Linked DNA regions of Mus musculus: region 1 is linked to region 2. The links are chromatin loops, found by intact Hi-C in ENCODE. Cell type or tissue: left cerebral cortex. All regions are shown on one strand.

The links. Peaks named below come from ENCODE experiments on the same cell type or tissue, not always from the same donor. Only the 100,000 strongest peaks of a DNase experiment are listed, where the experiment ranks them.
Region 1: a loop joins it to region 2, with 4 times the contacts of the local background. A loop is called at or near these places in 16 of 42 quality-filtered maps.

Annotation. Positions count from the first base shown.
Region 1 is chr17:79,834,915-79,837,414 of GRCm38, reverse strand. No RefSeq gene overlaps it. Among named protein-coding and RNA genes, the nearest start is that of Atl2, 60 kb to the left of the region's middle. In left cerebral cortex, no CTCF peak of the experiment used is centred here; a DNase peak (open chromatin) is centred at 1,525.
Region 2 is chr17:79,109,651-79,112,150 of GRCm38, reverse strand. No RefSeq gene overlaps it. Among named protein-coding and RNA genes, the nearest start is that of Qpct, 59 kb to the right of the region's middle. In left cerebral cortex, a CTCF peak has its summit at 1,128; a DNase peak (open chromatin) is centred at 1,075.

The sequences.
Region 1 (2,500 bases), 730 kb before region 2:
AGGTAGTGACAGCTGTGACCAGCAGTAGACGGCAGGCACACAGAAACTCTCTGCACTGTATCAGCAGCCTTCCTGCAAATCTCAAATTATTCCGAAAGAAAAAAATCTCATCAAGGACAAAAAGTCCCTTCTGTGCCCAAGATAACCTTTGGCTGTTATGCTTTCAAAAGCAAGATAGGTTCCCAGCATCAAAACAAATGGTGTCCTTCCTGCTGGGGCCTTGGAAGCATCAATCAGACAGCGATGATCGTTAGGGTCATTTCCTTTGGAGCAGATGGTGTCAAAGACTCCTAAAGTGGGACCATAAGCACGTGGCTCTTCTTGCAACTGTCCGGTTCAAACTGTTGTCTTCTCTCCTGTCAATGAGGAGTGTGTGGTGCCCTCTTTCCACTCGGACTGCACCACAGCGACTGGGAAGGATTCAGAATTCAGAGGCAGAGGGTTGGGGAGATGGTTCAGTTGGTAACGTATTTGCCTTACAAGTTGAAGACTTGAATTTGGATCTCCAGAATCCAAAGTTTTTATTATTTTTATTTTTTAAAACATGTATGGAGCACACCTGTGATCCAAATACTGTGATATAGGAAGCAGAGACAGGGGGAATCTCCAGGATTAAGAGCCAACTAGCCTGGCCCATGTCGAGTTCCAGGCCACTGAGAGACAAAAGGTGGAGGGCACCTGAGGACTGGCACCATAGGTTGTCACACCATGAACAAATACATTCCACATATGGATACTCCTCACCCCTCCTGCATACACACACACACACACACACACACACACACACACACACACACACAAACACACCACACACATACACACACATACACACACATACACACACAGACACACACAGACACACACATACACACACACACATACACACACACACATACACATACACACACACACATACACACACATACACACACATACACACACACATACACACACACACACATCACTTGACCTAGACACAGTCTGAAGGCTGACATTTTGCTTAAAGTTATTTGGATTGACCTGCTAAGCTGTGGCTTTGGGTTTGTGTGATGAGATTCAAAAGTCCTTGCCCCCCCCCCCCCCAAACATTCTCAGTGTCAAGAAAATTGATGTCCCCTCCAACTCCACAGGAATGATATCACTCTGAAGAATTCCCAGGCAATTATCCCTCCTTGCAAGGAAACAGCCTCTCCTTTCAGGGCCCAATCAAACAACCACAAATCAAAGATTGTTGGATATGTTCCACTAATAGCACAGAAAGCCATTAGCTGGAGTCATCTGAAAAGGGAAATGGCTTAGATATTTGTGGTCTCACAGGAAAAGCTTCTGTAATGTCAGATGGCTGTTACCAAGTGGCTCAGTGGAGTCGAGCATCACATCTCTCAGAGAGAGACGTTATTTATTTATTACCCACACAACGAACAGACTTTCCCTTGCTCACTTGCTTAAGGCTCAGAGTCCTCTCACGTTGAATTAAACCTAAAAGGAGAAGCAACACACACAAATGCCTGGCTTTCAGTTCTCGTTGTGTGGGAGGAAAGGAAGAAGTCATCTTCTGAGGTTCTCTGTGGACTCTGCAAGATTCTCCCTTCTTCAGTCTTCATTAATGAACTTGGATTCACTGGAAACATTCCACTGGGTTGAGGCCTGGCTTCCAAGACAGCCTCTACTTAAATGAGATCCTGCACCAATAACTGCCATTAATCTAACAGAAGCACCTATTTGGCTGGCGCAGGGGCACTTGTTCCTAGTCTCCTTCTTTGTGATTATTAAGGGTTGCAAACTCCATGACTCCATGGCCTTGGCCAGAGGTGGGCATAGTACCCCACTCCTCTGGTTGCAGTGGTTGGTTTAAGGACAGGACATGTGACAAAATCCTGTCCTGTTAGATGCCTTTCCTCAGTTGGTTTTATGAAGAGCTGGTGATGAAGGCATCTTATGCGGGGGAGTGGAGAGGATGGGGGTCAAGGGCTGCTAGAGGCTGCTGTCAGTCACAGGAAGAAAACCTGTTTGAAGAGAATGTCAAAGGAGTCAGAGAAAGAAGTGTCCTTGTGGCATGGAGACCTAGGTTTAGGTACTGAGTGTGTGTATGTATATATGCATGTGAATGTGTGTGACTGTGTGTATCTGAGTATATGTGTGTGTGTGTGTGTGTGAGTGTATGTGTATGGGTGTGTGAGTGAGTGTGAGTATGTTGGTGTGTGTGAGTGTGTATGTGAGTGTGTGATTGTGATTGAGTGTATGAGTGTGTGTGACTGCGTGAGAATGTATATGAGTGTGTGTGAATGTGTATGTGTGTATGTGAGTGTGTGTGAGTGTCTAAATGTGTGTGTATGAGAGACTGTGTGAGTATGTGAGTGAATATGTGTGTGATTATGTTGGTGTGTGCAAATGTGTGTGAGTGTGTATGTATGTTGGTGTAACTGTATGTATATTTTTTGTGTGTGCAACTGTGTGAGTGTGTATATGTGTGTGAGTGTGTATGATTGTGTGACTAAGT
Region 2 (2,500 bases):
AGATAAGTGTGCTTGCGCCTGGAGATAGGGCTCAGCAGTTAAGATCATTGTATGGGCTTCCAGAGGTCCTGAGTTCAATTCCCAGCAACCACACAGGGGCTCACAGCTATCTATAATATGATCTGATGCTCTCTTCTGGTATGCAGGTGTACATACAGATAGAAAAATATATTTTTTCTTTTTTTAAAAGGTAAATGTCCGGATCTGAATTCTGCTTCAGCATAGCATGCGCTCATCAAATTTCTCATCGTTGTGACAAAACACCATAAAGAAACATCTTAAGGGAGAAAAAACATGTTGAACTCCAGTTGCCAGAGGTGTTGGTTCTCCGTGGCACAGCGAAGGCGTGGTAAAAGCTGAGTAGACACACCTTGGCAGTCCAGGAAAGCCAGCAGTAGCTTGGCTTGCTATTTCTTTCCTCTTCTTATTCCATCTGGGCCTTCAGACCGTGGGACAATGTCACCCACACTCAGGTTCATCATTCCCTCTCCACTAAGCCATCCTGAAAATGTCCTTACAGATACATTAAGACGTGTGCCTCGGTCTCCCCGGTGACTCTCAATCTAAACACATCAACAACAGCGATTAACCATCTCAATACTTGTACCATGTTAACAAGTTAACCTCTCCAAGACTCAGTTTCCTTATTTAGAAAGGAGGCTGTCTAAAATAGATATCTCTATAAGGTTATCAATTTTTAATTATAGGATGCTTCAAGAATACACTCATTAGGCAAAAGCGAATGTCTTTCCCCTCTCCTTGTGCGTGTGTGCGTGTGTGCGTGTGTGAGTGTGTGTGTGTGTGTGTGTGTGTGTGTGTGTGTATGATGCATGTGTACACATTCCTAGAGAGCCTTGCAGGCTGTGCTGACTGACTGTATTTCTCTCAGTAGCAGGTCAGCACCACATAGGCTGCTGGGTTGGATACAATCAGCAACACATAGAAAAGAAAAATAGCCAAGCCCTCGGGCACTCGGGGTTGTGACCCTTGGGAGAGACTTCAAATTTTATATTTGAACTCTATTGACTTACTAACAATGCATTCTCCCACAGCCCTTCAAAGATGATCCTGAAAATAAATGGATAAAGAGCTGCAAGAAGAAACATGAGGCAAAGTCGACACCTACTGGCAGCCTGAGGTTCATGCAGAAAGCAGTCATCCCGGAGTTCAGTTGCCCTAAACCCAGATGAACCCTGAATGCGAATTGTCACCCTTTTATGTGTGAAGTCTACTGTCAAGGAAACAGAGATCTGGACAAAGGTTTATATGCAAAACTTCATCAGGTATTGTTTATTTATGAAAGTAAAATATTAGAAATACTGAGGGAGATTAAAATAAATACACTCTGATTTATTCCTGCAATGGACTACCATGGAGCCATTAAAAACTGTTTTCAAATCATTTATTAACATACAATGTTCTTTAAAATAATTCAAGAAAGGATATTATATGTGCAAAGTATGGATAGGATAATGATTGACAGTAAAATTTATATGAATAGGAAAAGATTATATATATATTCTATGTATACACACATATACACATATATATACATATACATATGTATATATTCATATATATTCATTCATAGGAAGAAATCTAAGAAGGCCAAGAGCTCAGAGTCCGAGTGCTTGTCTGGCATGTACAAGGCCTGAGTCCAATGCATATCTCTGCAAAAGGAAAAGAAAAGAGGGAATGGAGGGAGAGAAATATTACTGTTTTCTTATTTCTATACCTCTATACTTTTCAAACTTACTGTAATAACTGCATTGCTTTAGAAAATATTAAAGAGCAATAAATAAGAACTTTTCAGCCGGGCGTGGTGGCGCATGCCTTTAATCCCAGCACTCGGGAGGCAGAGGCAGGCAGATTTCTGAGTTCGAGGCCAGCCTGGTCTACAAAGTGAGTTCCAGGACAGCCAGGGGTATACAGAGAAACCCTGTCTCGAAAAACCAAAAAAACAAAAAAACAAAAACAAAAAAACAAAAAAACAAAAAAAAACCAACAAAACAAAACTTTGTGAAGCAATCATTTCAATGACTTTAAAAAAAAAAAAGAATAGTAGCTATAAAAAACGAAGGAGCGGTGGTGTTAAAGATCCGAGGTGGACTACTGGAGCTCCGCCTCGGGAGCTGCCTCAGAGGGGCCAAACAAAAGCGGAGTCTGGTCCTCATGGCCGTGCTAACTGCATCTTGACTTCCTAATTTAGCAGACAAAGTTAGAAAGTAAGGGCAGCAGGAGCAGACACGCAAGGCAGCATCAGTATTGCTCCTAGGAAGCCCGCCCAGAGGATGTTCTCAGATGCTAGTGGCAGCCTATTGGTATCACCTGTGTGGAGGGTTTTCTTCTGTCCTTGGCTGTGCGTAAAAAGTCTGCTCACCAGAGTAGATTAATCCAACTCTGTCTCTTCGGTGAATGTCTGACTCATTTCTCCCCCGGAGTATTTCAAGGTCCTGGCTCTTACACACACCAGCAAGTCACTACACTCCTCTGATCTTTA